7 separate regions of the Mus musculus genome follow, and regions 1, 3, 4, 5, 6 and 7 are each linked to region 2. A link is a loop called in an ENCODE intact Hi-C map of the cell type or tissue named here. Cell type or tissue: left cerebral cortex. All regions are shown on one strand. Links, peaks and the distances in the headings refer to the core of each region. The heading gives the core; the rest is flanking DNA. Region 1 has its middle 3.8 kb from the start of Rap2a. Region 2 has its middle 35 kb from the start of Oxgr1. Region 3 overlaps Gm4681 (a long non-coding RNA gene). Region 4 holds the start of Mbnl2 (muscleblind like splicing factor 2). Region 5 has its middle 18 kb from the start of Gm33173. Region 6 has its middle 3.2 kb from the start of Gm41253. Region 7 overlaps Gm41253 (a long non-coding RNA gene).

Evidence for each region. Hi-C counts contacts between places; a loop is a spot of excess contacts. Peaks named below come from ENCODE experiments on the same cell type or tissue, not always from the same donor. Only the 100,000 strongest peaks of a DNase experiment are listed, where the experiment ranks them.
Region 1: a loop joins it to region 2, with 3 times the contacts of the local background. A loop is called at or near these places in 4 of 42 quality-filtered maps.
Region 3: it touches region 2 in a loop (6-fold over the local background); 7 of 42 quality-filtered maps call a loop at or near these places.
Region 4: it touches region 2 in a loop (2.9-fold over the local background); 7 of 42 quality-filtered maps call a loop at or near these places.
Region 5: a loop joins it to region 2, with 3 times the contacts of the local background. A loop is called at or near these places in 2 of 42 quality-filtered maps.
Region 6: it touches region 2 in a loop (4-fold over the local background); 2 of 42 quality-filtered maps call a loop at or near these places.
Region 7: a loop joins it to region 2, with 3 times the contacts of the local background. A loop is called at or near these places in 12 of 42 quality-filtered maps.

What each region holds. Positions count from the first base shown.
Region 1 is chr14:120,472,510-120,476,897 of GRCm38, reverse strand. No RefSeq gene overlaps it. Among named protein-coding and RNA genes, the nearest start is that of Rap2a, 3.8 kb to the left of the region's middle. In left cerebral cortex, for the core only: no CTCF peak of the experiment used is centred there; DNase peaks (open chromatin) are centred at 2,498 and 3,115; H3K4me3 peaks cover 166 bases; H3K27ac peaks cover 2,470 bases.
Region 2 is chr14:120,074,799-120,079,186 of GRCm38, reverse strand. It overlaps the pseudogene Gm20167. Among named protein-coding and RNA genes, the nearest start is that of Oxgr1, 35 kb to the right of the region's middle. In left cerebral cortex, for the core only: a CTCF peak has its summit at 2,806 (motif pointing left); a DNase peak (open chromatin) is centred at 2,786.
Region 3 is chr14:120,135,715-120,140,102 of GRCm38, reverse strand. Gm4681 (a long non-coding RNA gene) reads left to right here. Exons shown (of 7, transcript XR_001781467.2): 2 at 4,007-4,119. Among named protein-coding and RNA genes, the nearest start is that of Gm4681, 4.2 kb to the left of the region's middle. In left cerebral cortex, for the core only: CTCF peaks have their summits at 1,146 (motif pointing right) and 2,048 (motif pointing left); DNase peaks (open chromatin) are centred at 2,079 and 3,126; H3K4me3 peaks cover 775 bases; H3K27ac peaks cover 1,740 bases.
Region 4 is chr14:120,273,736-120,278,123 of GRCm38, reverse strand. It overlaps Mbnl2 (muscleblind like splicing factor 2), which reads right to left and starts at 2,455. Exons shown (of 8, transcript NM_207515.2): 1 at 2,219-2,455. All of the region lies in intron 2 of Gm52122 (a long non-coding RNA gene), which reads left to right. In left cerebral cortex, for the core only: no CTCF peak of the experiment used is centred there; DNase peaks (open chromatin) are centred at 847, 1,440, 1,604 and 2,506; H3K4me3 peaks cover 3,062 bases; H3K27ac peaks cover 3,187 bases.
Region 5 is chr14:120,827,679-120,832,066 of GRCm38, reverse strand. No RefSeq gene overlaps it. Among named protein-coding and RNA genes, the nearest start is that of Gm33173, 18 kb to the left of the region's middle. In left cerebral cortex, for the core only: a CTCF peak has its summit at 1,838; DNase peaks (open chromatin) are centred at 1,594, 1,807 and 2,021; H3K27ac peaks cover 1,047 bases.
Region 6 is chr14:120,807,260-120,811,647 of GRCm38, reverse strand. No RefSeq gene overlaps it. Among named protein-coding and RNA genes, the nearest start is that of Gm41253, 3.2 kb to the right of the region's middle. In left cerebral cortex, for the core only: no CTCF peak of the experiment used is centred there; a DNase peak (open chromatin) is centred at 2,106; H3K27ac peaks cover 537 bases.
Region 7 is chr14:120,762,881-120,767,268 of GRCm38, reverse strand. Gm41253 (a long non-coding RNA gene) reads left to right here. Exons shown (of 6, transcript XR_874981.1): 5 at 1-979; 6 at 4,249-4,388. Among named protein-coding and RNA genes, the nearest start is that of Gm25781, 34 kb to the left of the region's middle. In left cerebral cortex, for the core only: a CTCF peak has its summit at 2,692; a DNase peak (open chromatin) is centred at 3,263; H3K27ac peaks cover 309 bases.

The sequences.
Region 1 (4,388 bases), core at 143-4,142, 400 kb before region 2:
TCTGGGTTCTTCTAACAGAGGGACATTCTTTTGCCATCTTTTCTGTCACTTGTCAAAGTACAAAAATGTATTCTGATATAGGAGTCCCCCAAATGCCTATTGTTTCTGAACATTTAAGAATTTATATGCTTGAATTACCTAGCTACAACATAACTGCAAGTTTTTATTGAAAACAGTTTAGAGCAAGTGCCTTGTCAAGTTAAAAAATGTCAACTACCATCTCTCCTTGCATCATATCCATGGATGCTTGGTTCCAGGACACCCCCGAACCAAAATCCTGCAAATGCTCAAATCCCGTGTATGAAGTGGCATATTTGGACTTAGCTTACATGCTCTCTTGCACATTTCAGTTCTTTCTAGATTCCTTGTAATGCCTAATATTTTGCAAACGTTAGGCTAATGGTTATACAGTCCTTGGGGGAGTGACTCATAACAAATCTACATGCTAAGTACAGTACACCATCCCCCAATAATTTTGAATCGCTGCTGTTTGGATGCATGGATACGGAAGGCTGCCAATATAGCTCAGGTCAGTCGTGACTTCTCAGTTATATACTATGGAAGTTTGAGAACTTGAAACTTAGAGAACAGGCAGTGAAGAAACTGTAGGGGGAAGCATCAGGAATGTTTCACGGGAGTCAAAACTGAAGAGGCTCTGCTCTCAGTCTAAGCTACTCATATAAGGTAGTGAACTAAAGTTGAGGGAGCTTCCCTGTGTGCTTCATGTCTGAATGACTCTGTAAGACAGAGTGGTTTTCTGTAAGACAGGCTTGGTTGTGACTACTTCTGCTCCGTAGCAGCTATAGTTTTCCCAAGGAAAAGCAGAATGCTTCTGGTACAATTCAAACTGTATGAGTGATAACATTTTCAGGTGTCACGGGGATTAAATACAGCCTAGAAACATGTGTTTTTTGTGAATATGACAACCTGCATTGGTTGCTTTTCTCACTGCTGTGGCCAAATACTTGACAAAAGAAACTTGAAGGAAAAAGCTTGCTTTCACCCATGCCTCACAGTATAGAGTCTGCAGTGGTTGGAATGGCTTGGCACTAGGTGGCTAGCTGCCTGTGGCCAGAGTGGGAGGCTGTTCACTCACATCTCTGACACTCTGGAAGAAGGGAGTTCTGAATGGCAGTTCTCCTCTTCCCCCTTTTTTCAGTCCAGTACCCTAGCTGGTGGGGTGGGTGGAAATGCATTCAAGGTTCTTCTTCCCTGCCCTCAGCCACTCCTCTGAAAACTCCTTACAGACATGCCCCAGAGTGCCCCACTGCCCTGGGTGCATTTTCATCCTGTTCAGTTGGCAACTGAAGTAACTATTGGGTAGTTTGTGCCCTACCTACTACATGGTCTATCTATGCACTGTCTAGTACATAGTCTACCTATTCACTGTCTACTATAGTCTATCTATCTATGCACTGTCTAGTGCATAGTCTATCTATCTAGTACTGTGTGGGCTGAAAATCTAGATAGGCAGTGGTCTGTGGTGTGGGCTTGTCTTAGGATTTTGGATCCAGGAGCTAAGCAAATCTTTTTGTGATTCCTAGTTCCCCCAGAGTTGGGAGTCTGTCAACTAAAGTAAACATAATAGACATTGTCACAAAGTTGTGGGTGGGTTGCTAGTCACATGTCCTAGCATTTCTCAGGCTTTTCTCCCTGACATTTCATAAGCCTTTCTACATTTTCATGAGGTATAAAGATGGCAGCCTATGGTGTGGTATCTGTAGTCTGTCTGTTTCCCATTCTGACAGGCCTGTTTTTCATCTTATGAAAGTAGTTGTTTTGTTTTGTTTCTTTGTTTGTTTGTTGCTTTCTTGTTACTAATATATAAAACAAAAATTATGATCAGGAATATATTTTCTTACCTGTTATGGCTTGGATGAGGATACAGTCCTGGTTTGTGGTGGCATGTAGACTATTGCTTGAAAGGTGAGTTGCTATAATTAGAAGGGCGTCAGGGTAGAATGTGGTGGTGTATAGCTCTAAACCCAATTACCAGGATTTCTAAGCACAAAAGTGTTCAAAATTCAAACATGCCTAGGCTGCATGAGTTCAAGGCCAAACTGGGAAACTTAGTGAGGCCTGTTTATCAAGGCTGAGGTTCTATTCCCAGTATAAGAATAAAATAAAATTGAAGATTTGGGGGAAATATTGGTGTCTATATCCTGATCTTAATTATGTTCGTGTCTATGTCTATATAAGTACTGTTCCAACTCTGATTCCAAAAGCTTAAGTCTTCAATCATGTGTTTGGGGGAAAGACAAAAGAAAAATGTGATAAGAAATTCAGTCTTGCCTCAGATGTGTGAACCTGCGTGACAGTGGAGACCGAGCACTGAACACTGTCACCACAGGGTCCCTTCGGCTTTAGAAGTGTGTTGCTGGGTGAGAAAGGAAAAAAAATGAAAACTTAATTTCTCTTTTCTCCACTGGATCTGAAGAGGGATCTCTCACCTATATCCAGATAGCCTCAACTGTCACACTTGTGTTACCATGGAAACCCAGCCAGCTCCTTTCTTTCTGTAAAAAATGTTGAAAAGGGTGGAATGAAATGGAAATGTATTGTATTTTCTGACTTTGTGAATGCAGCCAGAAGCAAATAAGCACAGAATTTGATACAGACAAGCCTAAAGGACACTGTGCCTGGACCAGGGTTTCCTGCTCTTTAAACCCTGGCTCCTCTCTCTCCCCACTAAAGCCTGCTGTCTCCTGAATCCTAAGTGAAAGACCACCAAACTCCTGGGATGCTGCTGGTGATTACGAAGGGGATGGGGAACTGTCTAGGCCTCTGAGGCTTCACGCAGCTGAGGTAAATCTGCAGACACGAAGCATAGAAATTGAAGGGGCAAGATAAACACGTTCTTATGAAAACCTAACATCTTGGTGCTCTTGAAAGGAAAAACTAGAACGCAGACACAGTGTGCAACGAGTCTGAGAAAGAAATCTGTTGGATGAAAGAGTAAATATTTCAAACGGCAGCTTAAGGAGGCTTCTTAATGAGAAGGCTTGCTGGTTAAGGGAGAAGGCCTGGAGGATCTTAAGAGCTGGGGATTCTGAGGAAACACAGCAGCGGAGGGCAGAGGGCAGTCTGGGCTGACGGCACTCCCACTCCCACACTTGTCCTCTGTCACTGCCAGAGAAGCTGGGCTGAATCGCACTGCCCGTTAACAACAGTTTGTGCCTCTTCCATGGGTGGCCCTCTTCTCATGCTGATGGCATCTGGGATTCAGGTCCAAGTACGCAGATGCCTCATGTTTGACCTGGCAGAATGATGCTGAGAACGCAGCTAGTGTCTGAGGGCATTTTCATCCTGTAAACATGTCGGTACAGCACAAAGGCATTATGTTCACTGCAAATCTGCTCCGCTTTCTGCATTTGAGGGATACAGTAGGAAACAGTTGACCCAAAGAGCTTTATTCTAGCCAGAGAGATAAATATTACACTACCAATTACCTCTGGAGTACCATAATTTAATGCAGATAAGACAATATCAGGCTGGAGAGATGGCTCAGCCGTTAAAGGCTAGGCTCACAACCAAAAATATAAGACAATATCAGATTTAAAAGGGTGTGTAATAACAATATAAGCAATGAAATATCATACTATATATAAAGAACTAAAAATGCAGAAATAGTGTCCTGGGGCCTGATAACATATATAATCCATACAAGAATTTATAAAGGTCAAGAAAAATGGAGACTCAGGAACAGGTTAGTCAGGTTATCTAGGGTGAGTTAGCCCATGCTAAAGGAAGTGGTCAGAGAGCTGCTTTGGTGGATAGAAACAAAGGAGAAAGGGGGAGGGGATCTAATTGTTTTTTTTTTTTTTTTTATCAATAAGTAAAACACACTAAAGCAATTTCTCCTTAAACTTGTAGATTTGCTCCATGACTAAGGACAGTTTCTTGTATGTTCCCTCCCCTTTCATGTCCCATGTCTAGTCCTAGGATTTCTAATGCAAAAACGGTCAAAATTTCAGGCTTGCCTAGTATCTCTGGGGATGGGCTTTGAGGTTCAAACACACAAGCCAGACCAGACCCAGTGTCTGTCTGTCTGTCTGTCTGTCTGTCTCGGCACCCTCTTTCTACTGCCTGCAGATACAGATACAGAATGCTCATCTACCTCCCCAGCATGCTGTCATGCTTCCTGCCATGACAATAATGGATCATGGACTAAACCTCTGAACTGTAAGCCAGCCCCAGCTAACTGCTTTCTTTTATAAGAGTTACTGTGGTCATGGTGTCTTTTCACAGCAATGGAACCCCTAAGACATGTTCAATCCCCAGTACAATAATAAAATAAAATAAAATAAGATTTAGGTGAGATGTTGATATTTATATCCCAATCTTAATCACGTTCATGCCTATGTGGATGTGGTCCTATTCCAGTAGTG
Region 2 (4,388 bases), core at 310-4,309:
CGACAAAGTTAACATTCGATCTTACATGGACATAAAGGTGGGGGAAGGAAGAATTCAAAAATCGAGGAAGAGAAGGAGGAATTGCCCATAGATCAACTCTGAGTAGACCTTGTCTGCAACAATAATTCTGCTGATATAATAACGTGGGCATGCTAGGTTTATCAGGGCCTCTTCCACCTCATTAAAATTGAAAGTCACCAATTTTAGAATTATTTGGCTTATTCATGAATATATTCAACACACATGGCTTCAATCCTTCTTGCGAAGTATACTTTATTTAAATATATGAGCACTGTATTTATCATAGTCACAATTTCAATATTAAATTCTTAAAAATACAAATGACTACTATATTATAATGATATTAATTTTTAAGAACCTTCCCAGAGAAAGTGGCACTTAGCGAGAGGACTCATATGATTTATAGAGTTATTTCTATCAAATTATTAAATAATAGAAGTAGAAGATGTCACGAAGTGTATTTTTTTTTCTTTTACTGAGAAACTGCACACGATTTTACAGTGGTTATAGAGCAAGACATTTCTACACAGACTGCTAAGTTTAGATTTTTTTTTCCAGTAAATTCTTCTTACGGATGCTCACAGTTCTCTGGCCGAAGCCATTCTAATAGTTGAAAGCTTTTATGGCAGGAGCTAGCAGGCCTGCTTCACACTGATGAGAAATATTCTCTGGAAAAACTGAAAACAAACAGAAATCAGGCTATGGAAAGAGTCTCAGTAGCCGGCACATCTGCTTGGAGGAGTCTGTTATTGCAACTGAATGATCTCTGATGATCACCGTCACTCAGGGAGAAGTGGGTGTGTCCTGGCTTGAGCTGTATCCACATCTAACAGGTTCATACCTTTTGGACTCACGTCTTTGACGAGATTTACAAGGACAAGTCATATTGCATGCGACTTCCCATTTTCATTCTGAGCCATATTATAATCTCTTGACTCATTTTAGGAGTTTGTCTCATGTTTTAGGATAACAACTTCATTTTTCTTTTTTAATTAAAAAAAAGTTCAGAAAACTATAGGTTCTTACTATGAAATCTTCAAACGTAGTTTTCTACCACCTCTCAGCGAACGCTCCAATACTGTTCCCTGTTTCTCTTTGAGTCAGGTGGCACCGCTCCTTCTGCGATGCTCTACATTATCACAGCTGAACCACCCGCACTTTCTGCAGTTCTTTGTCCACATGTCTTTCTGGGTAATTTTTTTTAAATGCCTTATTTTTACTTTTGTTTGCTGAGTTGGTTGTGTGTCTCCTCTCCTGCCCTTCCTTTAAACCCTCCATGAGTCCATGAGAATGGCTACTCTTTTTGAGTCTTTCTTCCTCCCTCCCTCTCCCTCCCCGTCTCTCTCTTTTTCTTTTTTAAAGGTTCTATATTTTATTACTGGACAAACACCTAATTTAAGACATAAGCTAGTCTACAGGTTAAAAATGTTGAAATATATCTGGTAGAACTGATCGATGACCACAATTCAGTATAATTCAGTCTTGCCGCTGTGTGAATCCTTACGGACCCAGCTTCGTTCTCCTCCAGTGTCTTCTTTTAGAGTTGTACCTGATTTTGTTACCAGTGTTCATCCGGATCTACCGAAGAATAGGACGATTTTGCTTTTGTTTCTTGGCCAGGAATCGCTTGATTCTGAAAGTCTTGTGAGAAGACATGGCAAGAGGCCGAATCAGTTGGAGGAAAGGAGAAGAGTTGAGGCATCCTTTTTTCCCTTCCAGGGACAGGGGAGGACGCTGTAGAGGGAGAGGGGTGTGGGGGAACCCGTGTAGTTTTCTATTTCCCCTGCTCTGGTGAAGAAGCGATTTTTTTTTCTGATGAATCCTGTTCTCTTTTCTTCTTCCTTTGTTTTTTTTCAGGTAGCCACAGCATGGAATTCAAGGCTAGAGTTCACTCCCTATGGAAGGACAGATTTTATTATTTTCTGGCTTCCGCTATAGGGAAGCAGGCCAGTGCCAGTTGATTCTTCACGTTGTGACGGTGTTAGCTTGTTTGTTTTAACGTGGCTGAGTTAGTTTTTTTTTTCCCCCCTTGGTTGCTTTCAGATAGTTTAAAGTCAGAACCGTTGATGGAACTCTAAATAAGAATCGCGTCTGTGTTTAACACATTGACTTCAGGCATATTACAAAGACCAAGAAGCTATGTAGCTGCAGTTTTGTCTGAATATAGATACTTCACAGACACAGCACATACGTATTAACATTCTAACAGGTTATGACAGATGTCAATCTGTTCTAGAAACCCCCACTATGGGAGGTCATTGTGGTAAGAAAACAACTATTCTATTATGAAATACTTCTTAAATATTACACAAAATTCTTAAATTAAACACAAACATCAAAGATGAGAACTGTAAATAAATAAATAAATAAATAAATAAAAAAGAGAAATAACAGAGGAAGACGGAGGGACCACCTGATACAAAGGCTCAGTTTGGTACCATGAGAATGACCAGGAAGGGACCAGGCCCCTGTATGGCAGGGGCCCCAGAACATGAAGATACCAGGGCTCTAGAACTGGGAAGCAAAGTTGCATTGCAATGATGTATAAATTATTTTTAAAAGACCAAAATTTTCATAAAATATATGATTTTCCTGATAAGCATATTTTTTTCTACTACACATTGGGGTCACAATTATCATTGCATTCCAAGAAGAAAGACAACTAAAGGCCAGCCTTTAAGGAATGCACAGAGAACTGCTTGATTTACAGCCTGATTCTCTTACTTTTAGTTTTATCAGCTGGAGAAAAGGTAAAGATTGTGTTGTATCACCACCTTGTGGCCACAATCTATAAAATTTAGCATGAGGATCTACAGTCACATTTTACACATGCATCACACACCTGGACACATGTGCACATACATGTGAATACACGCACAAATGGTTTCAATAACTACTGATGTTTTCATTTCGGTAGCTTTTCCAATTTTCAGTGGGATAAGATTTGTGTCTTTGCCTAATTTGATCTGAAAAATGAAATTCCAAGTGTACCTTAAAAAACATCTCGTCTATACCTTTCTTAGTTGTACAGTCACTTAGTTACAACACATCATGACAAAAGGCAACTTCAACAACTTAAACAAGAGTTTATTTTGGATTTGGTTCCCAAGGGCTAGATGTCCACGATAAGTGGTGACCCTGATCGGTTCACAAGTGACGTCAGCTGGAGGAGGATGCTGGGAAATCACCTCGTCACCTTGTGCCAGATGCAGAAAGAGGAAACAAGAAATAGAAGCTATGAACCAATGGTTCTCAACCTGTGGGTCCCGACCCTCTTGGAAATCCTCTATCTCCAAAAATATTTGCATTATGATTCATAACAGTAGCAAAATTATAGTTATGAAGTAACAATAAAAATAATGGGGTGTGTGTGTGTGTGTGTGTGTGTGTGTGTGTGACCACATCACAAGGAACTGTATTGAAGGCTGAGAAGCACTACTATAAACACTGAAAGCCTATTCTCAGATTGATAAGTGCTCTAGAGAGACTCCAGGTCTGAAAAGTTTCATAATCTCCCCAAACTGCACAACCAACTGGGAGCCAAGTGTTTAGATGCATAAGTCTATGTGGGACATTCACTTTCAAACTACCATCCAAGGTTTTTCCTCACCCCTTCTATAATACAAAAGAAAAACGACTACTTGAGTTTCAGAGCTTCCATAACCTCCACTTTCTCAAAGGCTAACGATGCTCTGATTTCTGTGAGATTTCTCTTTGGAAAGCCATGGATAAGACTAAGATTTAAAAACCACAGCCCTACAAGCACTTACCAATGGCTTGTACAGGGAACAGTGAGTGCTATAGTTATCTCTCACAAGTTCCAGAATGATAGCAGAGACAGCTCAAGTGGCAACTCTTACAAGGACAGCATGTAATTGGGCTGGCTTACAGGTTCAGAGGTTCAGTCCATCATCATCAAGGCTGGAACATGGCAGCATCCAGGCAGGCATGGTGCAGGAGGATCTGAGAGTTCTACATCTTCATCTGAAGGCTGCTAGCAGAATACTGGCTTCCAGGCAGCTAGGATGAGGGTCTTAAAGCCCATGTCTACAGTGACACATTTCCTCCATCAGGGCCACACCTCCTAATATTGCCAATCCTTGGGCCGGGCATATACAAACCATCACAAATTAAATAACATGCAATGTGCCGTTTCTCTTAGGTGTCAGAGATGCTGGGGTGGGGGTGGGGCGTCATTCATGATTCCTGAGGATGGGCAAGCACTTCCTTTTGAATCATCACTTTAAAGCATGCACTTTAGCAAGCTTGTGGGTATGTGTGCTGGTTGCATGTATGAATGTCTCTGCATGTGTTTATGGAAGCCAGAGGTTGACTTCTGGTGTCTCTCTTGATCTGACTCTCCCATA
Region 3 (4,388 bases), core at 183-4,182, 61 kb before region 2:
GCCAGCTGGCTGAGTTTGCAGCTCCTCGGTGATCCTGTGACTTCAACCCACCACGCTACAGAGAGCCTGCTGGGTCCACCGGACATCCCGTGCTGATCTCTCTGATGTCCTGCGTAGGGAGGATTCCTAGCCAGCACAGGGCCTCAGGCTGCCTGGAGCTGGCGCCTGCCTCCCAGGGGAGGCCACTCCTGCCTTCCTGGTTAATAACATGGTGTTGAAAAGACAAGTGCCGCTTCGAGGTCCAGTGGTCACATTCATGTTGTGATCTTCTTTGGGGCTGTCTCATTGTTTCCACTCACGGCTAATTGTGCCCATGTGACGAGAAGCCGTAGACAGGCTGCGGTTCCGGCGCTAGGCTTGACTGGGCTCCCTCGGCCTGACTGTGCTGGTTCCGCTTGACTCAAAGGGCTTGCCTCGAAGGGTCTGAAACTCACAACTCTAGCATTGCTGCGAAAGAACCAATATTTTTAAGGGTCTGGTAGGGGAACGTCTGCCCTTCGTTGTCTGGGTGCTAGTGTGAATTTTGCCCTCTCCTCCTTTTGTCTATCGCATCTGTCCTCGCACTGTGCTCTAACACCACGGAGTCTCTCCGGACCTTCGGACCACTGTGATGATCCCTCTGATAGTAGCTTCTTCTGACTGTGATGACGCTTACCACGGGGCAAACCACATCACCCTGCACCTTTGCCACTGTTTGTATCCGTGAATGAGTTGTACAAGATACCCACACAAACACCCACACTCACACTCACCCCTCCACACACACACACATACGGCCATGCGGCGAGGGAGGGGATCACAACCCAGTGGGTTTTAAAAACCACATCCCTATCTTACAAGTAATAAGAATCAGAGGGAAGAAGTTTTTAGGTGAGACATCCCAGTTTGAACTTGCTGGTAACTAGTATGAAGCCAGTAGGTTTGAGATAAACCCCACCCCCCCAACCCACAATTCCCTTTTCTTCTGGGGAACTGGAGAATCTCCTCTTTTTTCAGGGGTCATATATACTGAAGCTATTCCTGCCCTTCCGAACAAGGTCAAACAAATACACTCAAGATTTTTCAGATATTGGCCCTCCAATTTTTAAAAAAAGATCCATTTATTCATTATATGTAAGTACACTGTACCTGTCTTCAGACACACCAGAAGAGGGCATCAGATCTCATTACAGATGGTTGTGAGCTACCATGTGGTTGCTGGGATTTGAACTTAGGACCTCTGGAAGGGCAGTTAGTGCTTTTAACTGCTTAGCCATCTTTCCAGCCCAGGCCTTCCAAAATTTGAAGGCAAACTAGGAGCCCCCCCCCCCCAGGCTGTTCCCCAGACTTCCAAGCACACAGAAACCGTCTGGGGAGCTGAGGAACGTCAGGCTGTGATCCAGCAGTTCTGGGGTGAAGATCATAGACCCCCCACCCGTGCCTGGGTCAACTGCTCAAAGGAAAAACTGAATTATATGTTGTCTTTCAGTTCAAGAAATCTTCCAATATCATTTTAGTTCCTATCCTCAAGCATTTATAAAAGCGCTGGACCTACATCGGGCTTTTATTACATCATGTCCAATACGTCTGGACAGAAGACTGTTAAAAACAGAAGGAAAACAAAACAAAACAAAACAACCTCCCAAAACCAACCCATACATCCTTTCCTTATTCGCTCCAGCCCCAGTCTCAGCCCTGTTTTGAAATAGTTACATCTTTCAGTTACTTATAGCACGGTTATCATCTGGAAATTGGAGCAAAGATGATGAAGGGATGCTATAACGAAATACAAGGTGTCTGGTGCGCATTGATATGACTAGGAACGTAATTAATGCCTCTTTAAAACTGAACAAAAGCAGAGCAAGAAAGTAAAAAAACAAAAAAAACCCCAAAAACCAAAGCGATTACGCATCAGCTGCCGAAACACTGTGTCCTAGCTTAAACGAGGCTGGAAAAATGCTTCCACAAATGAGAATGGGATGCTTGAGGACTCCAGCCTTTCCCGGAGGGGTTGTAATGGCTCCAGTCTCCCAGACGGGCTGCGCAGCGGCGCCGACGAGCTCTGCTGCCCCCTGCTGGACGGAATGCCGGACTCGCGCCAGCCTGTCTGCGAGGCCAGCGCTGGCTCCCTCGGGGCCCAGCGCTCATCCTGCAGGTTATGCAACACCAGGCTGCTACCAGCTCGCTTCAGGAAAGGAAACCATTGACTTCCTGGAGCTCCAACTGAGCCAGTGTTAAGAGGAAGGCGGAGACTAGAAAAGGACACGTACACGTCCAGTCTTGGAGGCGCTGGGAAAGTCTGTGTACAACCCTAAAAAGTAGGAGGAGCCTTCCTGTTTTCCGGTTAAGAGATGCAAGGCTTGGAGTGTGTGTATGGAGGGGGAGTGGACTAACTGAGAGGAAGTGGTGTGGAGATGGGCAGCTGGCTATGGTCTTCCAGTGGCGCCACACCTCCTCAAGCCCAGCTATCGACGTGGTGGGTGGCAATGCCTGGTTTCCAGAGTGCAGCCCCAGCTTCCAGCTCCTTCAAGATCATAGATCTTTTAGCTGTATTCTGCTTTGACCTTCAAGGTTTTAAACTCTGACTTGTTGAAACGTACCCCATGTGTTGGTCTTTCCTAACTAGACACAGTGAAGGCTCTAGAGATTGACATTTTAAGATGGAGCAGGGTTATCCCCTCCTCTTAGGGCCCAGAAACAATAGTCCAGATCACCAGAGAAATTTTTCTTCAATTTGGACCAACCCTTTAGAGTTGTACTTTTTGGATGCCTCCTGGTGTGAAGTGAGGGAGACAGTTCACTCTTGTCCAATCTGGATGTGGATTAATGGTATTTTCCAGCCCATAAAAGTATTTAAAAATTTTTATTTCACACTGGGTTATGAAGCATCGCTGTCATTCTGACAGTTCAACTGGAACTTTCACAATTAAACCTGATAAGAACTGAAAGTCACCGTAGAGATTCCAAGGCACCGTCCTCTTATTTTATAGATGATGTTCTGGGCTTTTCAACCAAATAAGAATAGATCTCTGGAGACAGCAAGATGACCACCACGTGTCTGTTCTCAGTCTTTGGATGGTACCTTTCACATCCTGGCAGGAAAAAAGCTGAGTCAGCGCCGCAGAGTCGGAGCCTGATTATCACATTCAGTAGCTACTGCCAAGCATACATTAGCACCTCTTCCAGAACTCTCCTCGGTCTGCACAGAGTACCCAGAGACTCTGCTCATGAGAACACAATACCGCACAGGAGCCAAGGAAGCCCAAAGTTGTCCACCCTGACCTGGTGATGAATGTCATCAGACCTCCTTTGTCAGTCATAGCCAACGTGTAGACCGAGACCATATCTTGCAGAGTTTCTGGATGCACAGCCCTTGCCAGTCATAAATGAATGAAAGTATGGTAAGCTATGATGGAGCTCTGCCAGTCTGCAGTGCTGTTAGGACAAGAACTCACAGGATTTCAGGGAAGAACTGTGGGGAGGGGACACTGAAGCCTTAGATGCTGTCATCTCAGCAGGGAGAAACCTCTTCCTCCTACACCCTTCAAAGAAAACAAAAAGAAACAAAATAATAAAACTAATAACAAAATAACAAAAGCATTACCCTCACTTTTCTGGTCTCCCCTGCCACTTTTCTTAGGATACAGTTTCAATAGAAGATATTCTAAACAAGTTCACGTGTTTGAATGCTTCTTGGCTTGAAGTTCGGTGCTCTTTGGGTGATTATGAAACTGTGGTTGGTTGAAGAAAAGGGGTCGTGGGGAGTCAGGTCCTTTGGGTCATAGCTCAGTCCTACTTCTGACCCCAGTCTCTCTGTGTGCCATCTGTTAAGATGTAAGCAAGCATCCCCTATACTCCTGCTGTTCTGGTTCACCTACACGATGACCCACACTCTCACACCAGGAGCTAAAATTATTTTCTCCTTCAATGTGCTTCTTGCCAGGCATTTGATTGCAGCAATTTCAAAAACTAATCAATCTACCTTACTAGTAAGAACTTCAGTGGTCTCTGTTTTATTTTATACCAGGTAGGGCAATGGAGAAAAGAAACTCAGGATTGCTCAAAACACAGCCACCCATACCTGATGCTCAACACGCAGCCAGGCACACCGGATGCCAGAAAGGTGCAGCCCAGCTGCTTGTAAGTGAAGGGTCGGGTGGGGATGTCAGACAGTCCCGGGATGAACTAAGGCTCTGTTCTAGGCATGTATTTATAACTCATAGTTTGTGTGTTCGCGGAAGACACAGAAATATTATCAACTAGTAAGCAGGATTGTGCAAGACTCTGCTCATGACAAGTGATTCCTCACAGGAGCCAAGAAAGCCCAGAGATGTCCACCCTGAATTACTGATAAGACATCATCAGATCGCCTTAGTTAGATGCCGCTGACACACATTCAGAGACCTGAT
Region 4 (4,388 bases), core at 133-4,132, 200 kb before region 2:
AATGTTTCCACACAGAGGCCCCTTCCCTTTGTACTTTACACAGTGAATTGTCCCAGGAGACAAACAACTTTTGTTACTGTTGTTTGTACAAAACAGGTCCCTAGAATTCTAGGAGAGAAAGTGTAATAAGTATTAGGTCCCTGAAGAGAAACTGAGGTAGGCACTTGCTCAAGGCCACACTAAGTAAGTGGTGCAGGAGGGCCAGCTGGTAGTAGGGACTCCAGGGAACTGCAGTGTGCTCTAGCCCAAATTCTTTCTTTAAAAGGAACCTCAATAAACACTAACCTTTCTCCAGATCCGTACAATCAAGGGTGTGCAAGAGGAGTGCCACCTGTGTCACAGGGTTAACAGCAGGGACTAGTGTATTTTATTTCCTTTGAGCCATCTGCCTTAGGACACGGTGCTGTATCTATGAAAGCAGCTGTCACCCACCAGCCAATCAACCTTGAACTTGGTAGCATAACCTGGGCCTTAGGTAAAGTTTCCAGGGGGGCTGGGAATGGGCCCCCTGGGATAGGACCCCCTGGGACGGGACCCCCTGGGATAGGCCACACAGGAAGGCTTACTGAGCCACGACACAGAGCGAGTTAGACCAGAAAGAAAGTGAAATCCGGCTCCCTGAGGCAGGCCATGGCTTTTCTCTAGCCAAGCCAGAAGCCTGCAGAAAACCTGGGCAGACAGGCAGGTAGGCAAAGTTGCCCTATTTGGCCTGTGAGGGGGGATGGATGGGCTGTGGGTTTAAATGGGAAGACATAACTCAAGTCCTGCCAACTGGGAGTTCGAATGTTCCTGGCCTGGACATAGAGAACTATTCCTTTCCACAAGCTGAATAGAAGAACACACAGCAGAAATAGTTGGGGGATGACGTCAGGAGTTCTGGGCTAGTGTCCTGCACTTCTCCTTGAAAGTAAAAACCGTGGTACGTGGCATTGCCCTTATTTAAATGAGCACTGCTCTCCCTCAGAACGGAGCAAACGAGAGGAAGAAACTTCCTCTTACATAGATGATAAAATGTCTCATTTAATTTTTGTTCCTTGTTGCTGCCTAAATATAAAAATGCCCTAATAGACATTTTCCGACTTAATCTTTGTCTTTTAAAGAGACAGTAAGGCTTTTTTGAAGAACATTAGAACATTCACGGAGGTGGCAGTTAGGCAAGTTTTTTTTCCCCCCTTCGCTTCAGTGCTTGCTAACTATTCTAAAAATGTTACACATTTATTGTAAACACATGCTTCCAAGGCCTAACAAAAAAAACACGGTTTCCTCAGCCTGGCAGAAATTTAAAACGGAAAAGGGCAGAAAGAATTCTTTAACACAGAGAAAGCCTTCCCTTCTCCTGGGCCAAGTGTGTTAAAAATAAATCTGCTTCACCCTTTCCAGCCGCTGCTTCTCGGCAAGAAAGTTGATCTGGCTGGGCATAGTGAGAGCCCAGCTTTAAAAGCTAGCCTGCTCTCATTAAATTATTCTGCTGGCTGTGTGTTCTCATTAAAAATGCATACAGATCAGATAATTGCAGTAAGCATTATTAACCCAGCCTTACTTTTGAATATAATGGTTCCACTTTTAAGCTGGAAACAAAGACAGAGGCTGCCAGGAAAAGCAATGTAAACATTGAACCACAGTGTCTAAGACTAGCCAGGAAGCTTCCTCTTCTGCCCTGGTGCTGCTTAAAATGTGCTTTTGAAACTCAATTAAAGCCATTGCCCTGTAGCACCAGGGTGGCCCCCAATTTCCAAGAAACAGACATATTTTCGTCCCAAACGTTCAGCCGATGATTATTTAAGCAGATTTTTTTTTTAAATTCTTAATTTCAAGTATGTTTTCAAAGAACAGGAAACACGTAAACTTTATTCTGTAGCCCACTCTGGCAGTAAAAAACCTCCATTATCTTAAGATAATCCTGGCCTGGATCTTTCAGATAATTAAAGATAATAATAATAAACAAATCTGTCCTTTAAATAAATAAATAAAAACCTCGGTTTTTTTTTTTTTTTTTTAATGCCTCACCCTAAACGGGCGGCGTAGATTCCAGCTTTGCCGTTTCTTGTTCTCAAATCCAAACGTTACGTAAAACTCCAGGGTTTCCTGCGAGTATTCCGTTCGAATTAGTGGAATCGGTCTCCCTGGCTTCCCTAAGCACACACATGGAATGCAGCATACTGCAGCAAACTCTTTAAACATTAAAAAAAAATTGGGGAGGGGGGGTTGTTTCTCCTACCTTGTTTAGCTCTGCTCGTCTTCCCCATGTACAGTAACCCCAAGAACATCTGGCAGGACCGAGTGGCCGTGGCTTCTCCACCGCATCATGAGGAAGGGGGGTCCATGCAAATAGTTCTCCGTCCCTGTTTATTGTACTCTGCGAGCCGCCGGCCGTGGCTGGAAAATTTTACCTTCAGATGATGAAGCAAAGACAGTCTAAACTCTGTTGCTGTGAGCTGCAGCCCTTCCTTCCCACAGGCCCCGCCCAGGCTCAGCCCACCAATCCCCGGCCAGCTCGTCAGCCCTCCTCGTCTGAAACTGGTCCTCATAGGATGACTGACACAGCAACACAGCGCTGGCAGGCTCTGAAAACAGTGCGTCCATACTGATGGAAAAGGGATCTCCCTCTCCGAGGAAAGCAGTCATAGCTCCGAGACAAAGTGGCACATAATTGGCAGAGCACAGAGAGGGGTAGCTCAGACAAATACGCTTCGAGACACCCAGCCCGTAGCTGGGAGTTGCATCATAAACACTCCGGGAATCACGAAACTCCTAAGATGGCCAAGAAATCCAATTGGATCCCAAACTAAAGTCTTAGGGCGTTTGAGGAAGCATACTGACATAGATGTACACATTCGTTTGTGAGACAATTCAGTGTTTTTCATGCAAAGTGATACCTTACGAAACATTTGCAGGCAATTTCCATGACGGAGGGAGGCTATAGCCAAGTTGGATTGCACACTGAAGACCAGACCATGCTTGAAGCCCCAGCACACAGCTTTTCTAGAGAGCTGTCATTTCAGTGGCTACTTACTGGAACCCATATATTTTCCATCTAAGTTTCCAGAGCACTAGAGACTTCAATTAGGGGATGCCGAAGGACAGAACTGATATCTCTACATTAAGCTTTGAGGCTCTTGGCTGGCACCCACTGGGGGATTAACTGTGTCTTAACCTTCTTAGATGCCATTTGATAAATGCTCATACGTTGCCCATCCTGTCTTTAGTGCCGCAATGACTGCTGGAGGGCGTTTACTGCTGAATACACATGGCACTGACCTAAGGGACATCCTCCATTTTCAATCTACAAAGGTTGACCCACAGATGCCAGAGGTTCCCTAAGATAAAGCAAGAAAAAAAAGAACGGAAAGGGTTATTTTTTTCTTCTTCTCAGTCAACAGCATTTCTGCATGCTTTGAAAACAAAAACAAAAACATATGGCATTTAGAAAACACAATAAGCACACATTTTCCTTCCACAAAACACAACATTTTGCATCTTAAAAATTAAGTATGAAGGTCCCGTGACTAACTACAGGCAAGAACAAAGATCCTATTCATCTGAAAGATTGAGCCTCTCTCTCTCTCTCTCTCTCTCTCTCTCTCTCTCTCTCTCTCTCTCTCTCTCTCTCTCTCTGCAACTGTTTAACGAATGCATCTGGAATGGAGTAACAGGGCAGAATGTAATGGTTTTGGTATTTTTAGATTTTGGAATTGTGTTCTTAAAACACATCATTTCTTGTGACTTGTGGACTAATTTTCTTCAATAGAATATCTTATTTTACTCCTCTTCACTTTAATCTCTAATATTGATTTTCATTTCTAGTCAATATTATCTTTGATAGGCTTTGGTTAAGTCTGTTGTTTTGTTTTGTTTTTCCTGGAAAGTTAAATTAGCTACATTTAAACAAGTGGAAATCTTTTTAAACTGTTAATACACCTATGCACACATACCTGAGTGTTGATCTCAAACTTACCTTCTTCCCCAGCTCCTCCTGCTTTTGACACGAAATCCCCATTTTTTACAATCTTATTACTTAGACTTTAGTCTCTGTCAAGCCCATTTCTCACCCAGAGACATTAAGCCTCTTAGTGTTCTCCTCCCAGCTCGGCCAGAGCCCTGACCTATTCCCTGTATGGTACAAAAGCTAATTGATAGCCTCTGGTCCTCAAGGCACGTCGGTTCTGGTCTTCCCTGTTGCCAGACAGGTTTTTCTGAAGTCATGTAAAGTCATGTTCCTTTTACACTCAAACCTGTCCCTCCATAAAATCCAAATTACAGACTTTCAAGGTCCTGCTAAATGTGGCCCCTGCCTTTATAGTCCACTTTAAGTCTGCCATTTTCCTAAATGAAGCTCCCTGCTCTCTACCCCATGTTCGCTTCCCCTCCTTACACACTGTACAGACCTC
Region 5 (4,388 bases), core at 169-4,168, 750 kb before region 2:
AGTTGGTAATGATTTCCCCTAGCTCGCGAACTCTTGCCGCGCTTGCGCTGACGGTGTAGGACTTAAAAGCGAGGCTATATCGCCCTCTCGTGGACGCTGTGTGCATAACCTGTGATGCACAAAGCTTTGAGCTACAAATCACAAATACCGACCAATAAGATACAGAACTCAGGGAGTGTCAAACTGGATTGTTGTAATGCACACACACTGTTCAGGAACAAGTGGCACGCCTTAGGACTCGTTCGAGAAAAGCGTATCTAAGTGGCTTTGTCAAATATCAGTACTATGAATGCCCCTTTTAATCTAGCGTATTTCCCCCAAGCTTTCTTACAATGTACAGGACAAACTGCAAGTTGTGAGATGATGATTCCAAGTTAGTTAGCATATTTGTCACCTCACATACCTCCTTTTTTTTCCTTCTTCACAAGAACACTTAGTCTCTTAGCAAGTTTTGCATATGCAGTGGAGTGAAGCCTGTGAGTAAGACCAGCTTGGAGACGTTTCCTTCTGAGAGCCGGGGAATGGGGTAGCAGGACCCGAGGCCGTGTGCTGAGCTGCAGGGTTTATTGTCTGAGCTAAAGGGATTCTCTCTACCCCACCTGATCTTTACAGCTGTTCTGGGAGTCTCAATTACTTCTGTTTTGACCAAGACAATTTAATTGGGTGTCTGTTGAAGGAAAAGGCCTGGAATCGATATTGTAGCAAAGTGTACCTCAGTGGCTAATTAGTGAACTCGACCTTGGGTTAGCATTGCTGGGAGAAAGCTGCCCGCTCTGAACACCACTAGCAAGTCCCATGTGCTGTCTGCTGTTGATGATCAACACTGTCCTCGTTACCTAGAAGAATGGCACATTGTAGAGAGACTATCGGTTGTTCATTTAAAATAATCATAGTTTAATTAAACAACCTGAGAGGTGTCAATACTTTGTCCTGATTTGCACTGAAATAATCAGTGTAATAAAACTTCTGGGGATGCCTAAAACTTGGTCCAATTATAAATGCCAAGTGGGGGGACAATGAGATAGCTCAGTGGGGGGACATTAAGATAGCTGAGTGGGGGGCAGTGAGATGACTCAGTGGGGATAGTGAGATGTCTCAGTGGGGACAGTGAGATAGCTCAGTGGGGGAAACAGTGAGATAGATAACTCAGTAAGGGGGGCAGTGAGATAGCTTAGTGGGGGGGAATGAGATGTCTTGGGGGGGGGGTGGACAGTGAGATAGCCCAGTGTGCAAAAGTGTGTGTTGTGCAGGCATGGTGCTATGGCTCCATTCCCAGTACGCATGAACGTCGAGAGAACCAGCTCTGTAGCGTTGCCCCGCCTCCGCCTATCATAGAGAACCAGCTCTGGAGCGTTGCCCCGCCCCTGCCTATCATAGAGAACCAGCTCTGTAGCATCGCCCCGCCCCCGCCTATCATAGAGAACCAGCTCTGGAGCGTTGCCCCGCCCAGCCTATCATAGAGAACCAGCTCTGTAGCGTAGCCCCGCCCCCGCCTATCATAGAGAACCAGCTCTGGAGCGTTGCCCCGCCCAGCCTATCATAGAGAACCAGCTCTGTAGCGTAGCCCCGCCCAGCCTATCCTAGCCAGAAGAACAGTACAAGAGTGAGTCATTTCTGCACAAAGTGACTTTTTGTTAAATGGACACACACAGGGCCCAACAAAGCATTGATCTGGTCTCAGAATTTTGTTATTTTAAGACAGTTTACAGCAGAGCCAGCTTCAGCTATGCATTTGCAACAGCGCAGAACCAGAAGCATAATAAACACGACAGAGGAGGTGTGAAACGTATTCTATGAATACATTTGAAATGTGCTTGATTGAAAGGCAGATCGGACCATCTATCGGTGATGGGAAGTAGTGATTTCTCCCTGGCTGTCTCATTAAATAAAAGTCTAGAATTGATCTATTTGGGCGGTGAGGGGGCCATCAATCCCGGCAGGCTTTTAAAGATTAGTGTTTTGAGTGGACTGTTGTGATTCTGGTTCTGAGTTCTTGTTAGCCAGTAGGATTATTGTCATGTTAAAGATAGTCTATTATATAACATAAGCCTGTCTGAGACTAAACTTATGCATAAAATACTCCCAGGTGCCAAAGCGTCACTGAGTCACAGCTCATGAATAGCCCTGATTTTACCCCAGCTGTATTTTTGACATGCTAGTAATTTAACTTTTTTTTAGATTTATTTATTTTATGTGTATGAGTGTTTTTCCTGAGTATATGTGTGTGTGCATGCCATGTGCATGTCTGGTGCTGATGGGGTCCAGAAAAGGGCATTGGACCCCGGAACTGGATTACAGATGATTGTGAGCCACTGTTTGTTGCCTGGGTGTTCTGGAGGAACAGACAGTGCCCTGACCACTGAGCCATCTCTTCACAGACAGTGCCCTGACCACTGAGCCATCTCTCCACGGACAGTGCCCTCTCTGACCACTGAGCCGTCTCTCCATGGACAGTGCCCTCCCTGACCACTGAGCCGTCTCTCCACGGACAGTGCCCTCCCTGACCACTGAGCCGTCTCTCCACGGACAGTGCCCTCCCTGACCACTGAGCCGTCTCTCCACGGACAGTGCCCTCCCTGACCACTGAGCCATCTCTCCACAGACAGTGCCCTGACCACTGAGCCATCTCTCCACAGACAGTGCCCTCCCTGACCACTGAGCCGTCTCTCCACAGACAGTGCCCTCCCTGACCACTGAGCCGTCTCTCCACAGACAGTGCCCTGACCACTGAGCCATCTCTCCACAGACAGTGCCCTGACCACTGAGCCATCTCTCCACAGACAGTGCCCTCCCTGACCACTGAGCTGTCTCTCCACAGACAGTGCCCTGACCACTGAGCCATCTCTCCACAGACAGTGCCTTCCCTGACCACTGAGCCATCTCTCCACAGACAGTGCCCTCCCTGACCACTGAGCCGTCTCTCCACAGACAGTGCCCTGACCACTGAGCCATCTCTCCACAGACAGTGCCCTGACCACTGAGCCATCTCTCCACAGACAGTGCCCTCCCTGACCACTGAGCCATCTCTCCACAGACAGTGCCCTCCCTGACCACTGAGCCATCTCTCCACAGACAGTGCCCTCCCTGACCACTGAGCCATCTCTCCACAGACAGTGCCCTGACCACTGAGCCATCTCTCCACAGACAGTGCCCTGACCACTGAGCCATCTCTCCACAGACAGTGCCCTGACCACTGAGCCATCTCTCCACAGACAGTGCCCTCCCTGACCACTGAGCCATCTCTCCACAGACAGTGCCCTCCCTGACCACTGAGCCATCTCTCCACAGACAGTGCCCTGACCACTGAGCCATCTCTCCACAGACAGTGCCCTCCCTGACCACTGAGCCATCTCTGCAGCCCTCACTCTCTCATGGTGTCCCCATGGAGAGTTAACCCACAAGACCTTCCAGGAAGTGAATGGTAGGGACGCATAGAGCTCCCCCACTTAGAGGCCACATTTAAAACAGCACGAGACTCCTGACTTTGTTTTGTAATTTGCCACTTGTAGAGGGATGGAGCTGTCTGTTACAAGCTTGCCCTGAAACATGAGAGCTTGATCGTCAGAGCACACACATGCAGACACTGGCCATGGCAGCACATGCATGTTATTCTAGTGCTGGAGGTAGAGACAGGCAGATCCCTAGGGCTCTAGGGCTCACTGGCCAGCCAGCCTGCCTATGTGGCACACTCCAGGCCATCGAGAGGCTGTCTTCAAAATCAAGGTGGCCGGCACTTAGGGAATGACACCTGAGGTTGATGTGTGGGTCACACATATATACAGGCACATGCACACACATGCACACACACACACCCCATAGTAGATATGTCTGTTATGACTCTAGTTCCCTAGTATCCCTGGTTGTAGGTTTTATTAATTAGTAAAGTGGAAATCAGTCTGCAAATTTTGAGCTAATAATTTATCACTGCTGTTAATGTTTGTCATAGATATTAGCAGCATGCTTGTTTGAATGTAAGGTGTGTGTAGGGGATAGGGGTGGGAATAGGGTACTTATGGAAGTCAGAGGGCAGCAACAAGCATGCTTTACCTACTGAGTCATTCATTCCCACCCTCTGTGATTTTGTTTCCAATGGACACTCACATGCATATGAAACATATAAAGCCAGAAGTCCACGGGCAAGCACTAAGTCAAATATCAGTCCAATATGTTTGCTGTGGCAGATGGTCACGTCTTGTTTTATACTCCATACATTCTCTGTGTGCGTGTTTGTGTGTGAACATGCTTTTCCGTGTATATCTATGAGTTTATATCTGTCACCTTGTTGACCTGTTTACAGATTTAAAAACTGGGACAAATGTATACTTTGATACACAGTATTGCATCTCATTAGTGTCCTTTACTGTGAGATAAGGTCCCACTGTGTAGCC
Region 6 (4,388 bases), core at 280-4,279, 730 kb before region 2:
CACCTATATTAATGAATAGCAACCAGGCCTGTGTCTTGGAGGATACGAAGAAAGCAATTCAAGTTTGTTGCTTGAATCATTATGCAAAGCTGGAGAGCAATAATGACCTTCATTTGAACACTGGATGCGGGTAAAAGCATTCCCCTTCATCTTAGATAATTGAATTCCTTCATGTAAAATTTATAATAAATCTTGGCTTAGTGACTAATAATGGCATTGTTCTATTTTTTTTTTTTAATTAAAGGGGATTTTAGCTTAGCAGCCCATGGTAGTTTATGATTTTGTTTTATTTTGAGACAAGATCTTATGTAGCCCAAGCTGGCCTTGAACTATATTTCTAAGGATGACCCAATCAAAGATGGCCTTGAACTTTCCAGTCTTATTGGCTTGACTTTTCAAGTGTTGGAATTGCAAGGGTGGATCATCCCATCTGGTTTGATGCAGTTCTGAGAATGGAACCCAAGGTTCATGCATGCTAGGCAACTAGGCTACCTTTCTGCCCTTCCACGGGGTTTCTTTTTTTCTTTTTTTTTAATTAGGTATTTTCCTCGTTTACATTTTCAATGCTATCCCAAAGGTCCCCCATACCCAGCCCCCCAATCCCCTACCCACCCACTCCCCCTTTTTGGCCCTGGTGTTCCCCTGTACTGGGGCATATAAAGTTTGCAAGTCCAATGGGCCTCTATTTGCAGTGATGGCCGATTAGGCCATCTTTTGATACATATGCAGCTAGAGACAAGAGCTCCGGGGTACTGGTTAGTTCATAATGTTGTTCCACCTATAGGGTTGCAGTTCCCTTTAGCTCCTTGGGTACTTTCTCTAGCTCCTCCATTGGGGGCCGTGTGACCCATCCAATAGCTGACTGTGATCATTCCACGGGGTTTCTTGTAGAGCAAAGACTTCATGTCTTTCAGGTGCCAGCAACTTTCATCCCTGTTCTCTTTTCTGGCTAGTTTTATGTCAACTTGACCCAAACTAGGGTCATCTGAAAGGAGGGAACCTCAATTAAGAAAATGTTGCCATAAATCCGGCTGCATTAGTGATCAGTGCTGGGGGGCCCAGCCCATTGTAGGTGATGCCATCCCTGGGCTGGAGGTCCTGGGAAGAAAGCAGGCTGAGCAAGCCACGATAAGCAAGGCAGTACTCCTCCACCGGCTCTGAATCAGCTCCTGCCTCCAGGATCCTGCCTAATTCTAGTTCCTGTCCTGGTTTCCTTCAGCTGGTCTACATATTGGGTGTTATCCATATGGATTTGTGGGGCTCTGGCCCAGCCGAAGAGGCCAAAGAGTTGCAGGTCTCCAAGGGGTAGCGGGAGCAGGGCTGGCTGCTGGGCCTCTTCTGGGGCTGCAGGAGGTGGGAGGTAGTAGGGAGGCTAGGAGCCAAAGTCGGGGCCACTGGACAGGAAGTGGCTGCAGCTGCTCGAGCAGCGTCCAGCCATGTCAGCTTCGGAAGAGAATACTCTTCTCTGGAGTGTTACAGTTCGATGAGATATGCACTCTCAGACGATCTTTGGTGAAATAACTCATGCACTTCATTCCTTGTGGATAGGACCTTATCAACATTTGGGTGTGGGTTGGGATCTAGAGGCAGATGCGCTCTATGGGCTTGGTCTGAGACTCTAGGGATGCCTCATCTGCACGAGGAAGAACTTCAGGTGTTGTCCCTAAGTTACTCAATGGGGTGTCGTGGTCACACGTTCCAGAACAGGAGCCTGGTTGGGAGTAGATTTAAGTACCATTCTCAATGATGAGGATTCCTGAATCCGCCCAGCCTTACCAGGTTTTCTGTCTGGTGGCATGCTTCACCGCTCCACAATGGAGAACGATGTGGAAGTGTAAGCCAAATAAACCCTTTCCTCCCCACATTGCTTTGGTCACGGCGTGTCATCTCAGCAGTAGTGACTGTAACTAGGACAATCACTTAAGCCATGTAGCATGCTTCTCCTAGGCAGAGCATCTTAGTTCCTGCTTCAGTTTTAAGCTACTGCGGGCCGTATGAATTCTGTGAAGCTGCCATCTTCAAGGCCTGTGGGTTGCTACGTTTATCTCCTACATCATTTGCAGCCGATTCAGGCATGGTGTGTGAGGCTCTGACTGGGCACAGGGCCACCTGTGGGAGGGGGTGGTACAAGTCCTTGTTTTCAAGGCTCTGATTCTCTGGAAAGGGATGCTCCAGTCATATGGGCCTCCGCCTCCTCCCTCCTGTTGATGAAGTTTAGTCAGCAATTTGAGGAAAAAGAGACAAAGCAGAAAACATATGGGTTGTCAGCCCTAAGGGGCGATTTGGAGTAAGAAGGTTAGCCTGGGGCTTTTGGGTCATATGTCATTTTGGTATTAGGTAGTTATTTTATTTTATTTTGTTTTATGTGTATGAGTGTTTGGCCTGCATGCATATGTGGGAACCATGAGCATGACCTGTGCCCTCAGAGGCCAGAAGAGTGTCTTGGATTCCCTGGAACTGGAGTTAACAGGCAGTTGTGAGCTGTCACGTAGGTGCTTGGAATCAAACCTGGATACTTTGAAGGAGCACCAAGTGCTGTTAACCACTAAGCCATCTCTCCAGCCCCAGTTGGTGGTTTTAAATGTTATTATTATTATTTTTTACATGTATTGTTGTGGGATATCCATTAGAGAAGACTTGTTGGATATAGGTTTAAGTCAATAAAAAGTCTTCCCAGTGTAACCCACAGCTATTCCCAGGGTGAGCTTTTAAGCATAAAAAACAAAAACAAAAACAAACCAACACCCCCCCCCCAAAAAAAAACCAAAAAACAAAAAACAAAAAAACATGTTCTGGGTTGAGATTCTTCAGTTGACAAGAACAGTTAGCCAGAAGCAGAACTACAGAAGCCAAAAAGCAAGGTTAGTACAGTTAGTGACTTTCCCAGAGCTATGGACTTTGATGGATTAAGTTTTTGTTTTTGTTTTGGCTGATGGTACTGTCTACATGCTGGGTTTTAATGGAGTCAGTTGTGCTAAGGTCTGGGGTCCTATTACAGTATGGATGGTTGCCTGCATGTATGTGTGTGCACCATGTGCAAACCAGGTGCCAGAAGAGGCATTGAGTCCCTTGGAATTGGAGTTAGGGTGGGTTAGGAGCTGCCCTGTGAATGCTGGGAAATGTACCTTCACCCTCTGTAAAAGCAGCAATGCCCTTTACCACTGAGCCCCTTCTCTAGGGATGTTAAGTTAGAATAAAAAGCTGAAAAAAATCAGGGGCATGGGGAGAAAAAGAAGCCCTTTCCACCAGGATCTGGCTTGAGTTACTCACTCGCAGAGTCAAGAGCTTCAACATAACTGACCAAAAATGGAGATTGCCTACTGCCGTAGCTTGCCTCATGTGTCAGCTTGACACACTGGGGAAGAAGGAACCATACTGCAGGGATTGCTTCAGTTGGATTGGCTATGAGCATTTTCGTGACTGCTAATTGATGTGGGAAGGCCCATCCAACTGTGGGCAGCACCAGCACTGGGTGGGTGACAGGTAGGCCTGGGATGTATAAGAAGGGTAGCTGAGAAAACCAGAGTGAGCAGCCATTAAACACCATTCCTCTGTGTTTTCTATGTTAGTTCTTGTCTTAAGCTCCTGTCCTGGCTTCTTGAATGGAAGGAGGATGACCTGTGAGAGGAACTAAACCCTCTGTTCCCCACTGTGAGGCAATGGGCTATGCACAGACAGTCTGGTCTCCAGTCGAGTTGAGGTCTGATCCTCCCCCCTCCCCCAGAATCCGATGGGTGGTAATTCCCACCTACATGGGACATTCCCTCATGTCTCCTGGACCCCTGGCTCCTGTCGAAGTTACCGCCCCCACAGCCCCCACAGCCCCCCAAGAGAGGCTCGTGGCTAGCAGTCATGTACACAATGTCCCAAGCTTCTGATCTTCAAGCTAGACTCCTCCCAGTTACCTAGCAACAGCAAGATAACAAGCCCACTATAAGAGGGGCTGCTTGGCCCCACCTCGCTCTCTCTCTCTTACTCTCTCTCTTACTCTCTAAGCTTTTACCTCTCTCTCTCTAAGCCTTCACCTTTCTTACTCTCTCTCTTTCTCTCTTTCCCTTCTCTCCTCTTGGCCATGGCTGGTTTTTCCTCTCTCTCTTTCTACTTTTTCTCTTTCCTTTTGCCTTTCTACAATAAAGCTCTAAAACCATAGATTGTCTCTGTTTAACAAGGCCCAGACTAAGGACTCTCGCCTGCATGGGAATCTCTCTCCCTCTGCCTCTTCCTGTATCTCTGAGGCCGAGAGAGTTGCTCCGAGGCCCCTATTCTGTTCTCAGCTCCTCTGCCGTATGGAGCATGGGATGCCAGAGACCGAGAACCTGGTACTGGGGGCTGCCCCTTGTCCGCCCCTGTGGGGAGCGGGTGTGGCGGCAGTCCCAAAGGCGCCAGGG
Region 7 (4,388 bases), core at 285-4,284, 690 kb before region 2:
TGCTTTCATTTATAAGAACTGCCATGATTATGGTGTCTCTTCACAGCAATAGAGCAGCATCTAAGTGTTTACAGAATTCTCTCTCTCTCTCTTCCTAGTGCTAAACATATATGTTGAAATCATCTCTGAGTATGTCATTTTCACTAGATTATAAATGATTCCAACCTAGTTATTTCCCTCTCAAGTTCCCGTCTTTCTCTCTGTTCTTGTTTTTTCCTCAGAATGCCCACTTGAATCGACTCTTGTTACAATGATAGACATTTCATTAGTTCTGATTAGATTACCTTTGCCATGAGTAAGCACAACGTCTTAAATAAGGAGTTCATTTTCCCTCATAACAAACCCAGAGCCAGTCTCTGAGTTCTTACCATAAATCCAGAGTCTTTCTCCTTTGTCTGACTCATGTTCCATCTGCCTTTCATCTTTGTGACTGAAAAATGGCTGCCCTCGTGTCTCAGGGCATTGTATCTCTACACCTGGAAGGAAGACGGGCAAGGTGACTAGAAGGGGCAAACCCTTCCCCTGAAGTGCTACCTTTTCATCCTGGAAGCCTGACTCAGGGATTTCCATCTGCACCTCATTGGCTGAGCTGGGCAGCTGCCCCCCCCCATTGGCTGAGCTAGGCAGCTGCCCCCCTCCCATTGGCTGAGCTGGGCAGTTGGCCTCTCATTGGCTGAGCTGGGTAGCTGGCCCCTCATTGGCTGAGCTGAGCTAGGCAGATGGCCACACCGCATAATGCCGATATTGGGAATAGGTGCTGGGAAGGTTGCTGGCGACTCACCCTTTTCACTATTTCTTACTAGTGATGCCAAGTATCCGTGTAGCCCACGTTACATTATGATATGCAAGTTTCATATCTCTTCTATCTGTCGCATTTCCATCTCAGACCCATTACTTCAGATTGTCAGCAGCAGCAGCAGCAGCAGCAGCAGCAGCAGCAGCAGCAGCAGCAGCAGCAGCAGCAGATGTTAACAGCCAGGTAGCCCGATCATGTCTTTTCAGAGATCTCTGATGGGGAAACCTAGATCTTGACTTGTGCCACAGAAAGGAATTCCAGGACAAGATGACACGAGGCAGATTAAGTAAAGGAAGAACTTATTACGGAAAGGACCCAGTGGTGCAGATGGGTTTCTCGAGACATGCGTAGTTGAACTTATATGTAAGCTTTGATAGCGAAGGGGTTATTGATGACAAGAAGCAGGAGGAGTGGGGGCGGGGTAGGGGGGAGCAAGGGCTGCCCTAACAGGGCATGGTATCAGGTGCTTGAGAGCAGGCAATGGTGCAAGTCCTATGTTATGGACATGCCACAAAATGAAGCGAGGTTGGTTAGCAGCCCTCTGCGTCTGCTACACTGGTCCTGGTTGGTTTGGAGCAGTCACGTGGTATCAACCTGCAGTTCTGTCTGGCCTATCCTGTATCACTAAGAGTACAGTTAGTATTGATGTCTGAGGTACGCTGCTGAAAATGTTGGCACTTGGCTAACCTCAACTTCAGTGAGTTGGTTCTCATACGTTAAAAAAGTCTGGAGTTAATTTTCCCACCCCGTCCGTCCCCAGGTTATCAGGAGCTCGGTGCAGCTCAGACTTGCTTTACTTTGTAATGGAGCAGCGTTTTCTCTTTCTCAGCAACACTTTGTTCGAACCATCTGCCACCTGTCAGCTTTTGCACCTCAGCAGTCTTACCTTGTGTCCAGCGTTGAGAACGTGAATGCTGTTAGCACTTTCTTTCTGAAACTTGGCCAGTCATTCTTATGTCCACCTGTAAGGTCTGTTTAATAAAATTTGATTATACCAGTGGTTATCTAACATGTCTACCTTGGTAGCATATTTATTCATTCTTTAAAAGAATTATTTATTTTATGTATATGAGTACATTGTAGCTGTCTTCAGGCACACAAGCAGAGGGCATTGGATCCCATTACAGATGGTTGTGAGCCACCATGTGGTTGCTGGGAATTGAACTCAGAACCTTTGGAAGAGCAATCATTGCTCTTAACCACTGAGTCATCTCTCCAGCCCTAGAATATTCTTTTAAAGATAAAAGGTTTTTTTTTTGTTTTTTTTTGTTTTTTTTTGGTTGTTGTTGTTAAATTTGTTATTGAGAGTGGGGGCTGCCTTGGTGTGCACATAGAGATCAAAGGATAACTTGTCTGATACTGTTCTCTCCTTCCATATGTGGGTCCCAGAAATTGAACTCAGGTTATCAGGCTTGGTAGTAAGGTCTTTATGGACTGAGCCGTATGGTCAGCTAGCCACTCCCAGCCTTTTGAGATAAGGTCTGGCCTTAAGCATACAGGATCAGGCTGGCCTTAAGCATACAAAATGGCTGAGGGTGGCCTTGAACTCTTGACCCTTCTGCATCTACCTCCTAGGTGCTAGAATTACAGTCATGTACTACATCACCACACCTGCTAGTGCTAACATACACATTTTCAAATGTTATTTTCTATGCATCAAGCATAGTGGTATGATTCATGCTTTAGAAGACTGAATGTTGTTTGTTTCCTGGAGGAATAAAAGGGGCTATGGGTAGATGCTGCAAGAAGAATCCAGCGATTTAAGCAGGAGGAACTAACTCCCAAAACCCAGTCTTAAGAGACATAATCTGAAAGTGCTAATAGCATGCTGTATAATAATGCCGTGGTGAAAACAGGATTTTGCTTACTGAATAAACAACAAATCCACCAGATGGGGCTCTAATATTCTTTTGGACCAGTGACTGAAAAGTAAGTATTTCCTGCTATCTTTAGAGGAAAAAATATGCATATAACCATATTAACCTCCAAGAGAATCTTCCTGAAATAGGATTATGGTCTCCAGCAAGCATCGTCATTGTGTTTAATGTCTTCTGAGTCCCAGGGGGACATTTAGAAAGAAAGTGGCCAATTTGCTGAAAAAAAAAAAAACTGAGGCACCCAGAACAGCACAGTTCAATTACCCCTGAGCTGGGTCCTTTGTGGGCCCCACTTTAAGGAAATCGAGACGTATTTATGAACAAATGGCTGCCTTATTGCCAGTGTGTTCTTCCATCTTTGGATTTACTGACGCTATTTAAAATGTGAATTGCTTGAGATGAGGTGACATCATTGTTAAACCTGCCACAGCTGCAGAAACTCTCTCTCTGTCCAGTTATTTGGATGAGCTGTGCATCACGGTAAGGACGTGGGTTCTCCGTGGGATACATTTTGCTTCTGCTTTCCTAGGAGTTTCAGGTTAGATTTCTGAAGCAGGGCCCCCTTCCTGGACTCTATCCTTATGACTCACAACTGCTGTTCAACCTGGAACGGATGCCAGCTGGGAATTATAGAGCTGAGTTTTAACACAGAGTGGGCGTGTTGGCCAGGCTTTGGTCAACTTGTCACATGCTAGAGTCATCTGGGGAGGGGAACCCTCAATTGAGGACATACCCTCATCAGAATGGCCCATAGGCAAGCCTGTAAGGTGTTTTATTGATTACTGATAGATGTGGGAATATTTAGCCCATTACGAGTGGCGCTGTTCTGGGCAGGTGGTTGGTTCTGGGTTCCATAAGGAAGCAAACAGAGCAAGCTACCGGGAGCAGACCAGTAAGCAACGCCGTTCCACAGACTCTGCTTCCGGACCTATCTCCAGGTTCCTGCCTTAACTTCTCCTGATGATGGACCAGCAAGTCAAACAAATCCTTCCCTCCCCAGGTTGGTTATGGTGTTTCATCACAGAAACAGAAAGCAACTGAGGCAACAGGTTGGGGACTGAGTCAGGTTTCCTAATATGACATTGTCTAATGGAGCCCAGAGCTAGATTAGGCCAGGTAGCTCTCTGCGTCCCAGGATGGCAGTCAAGACACATCACCACTAAGGGCCACAGGAGTAAATGCTGACTCTCTCACAGAACGCTTTGAAATATTGGCTCACCAACCAAAGGGCACACACGGGCTGGTCTGAGGCCCTAGCACTTAAGTAACAGAGGGTTGCCACTTCTGGTCTCAATCAATCAGAGAGAATGCACCTAATTCTGCAGAGACTTGATGTGTCTGGATTATGGGATGCAGGATGGGGGCTGTCCTCTAAGAGACAACATTTGAGGGAAGGAAGGCAACATTTGAGATGTAATTAATTAATTAATTAATTAAGAAGAGAAATATTAGCTCATTTTGTCTTGCAGCTGACTTTGCTCCAACCACACACGTTGTCTGAACACATCAGGCTTTCTCCAGTCTGAGTAGTTCTATGTAGGAGTCTATTCTCAGGCCACTGCTTGCTTCTTTCAGGCATTTGCTGAAATTTCACTTCCTCATTGAGGTGTTCCTTTGCCACGTGGTTGAAAGCGGTCATGTGACCAGCTATGGAACTGGGCGTGCTCTCCTTTCTCACTGGTGGCCAGCAAGCCCCAGCGGTCCTGTCTTCACTC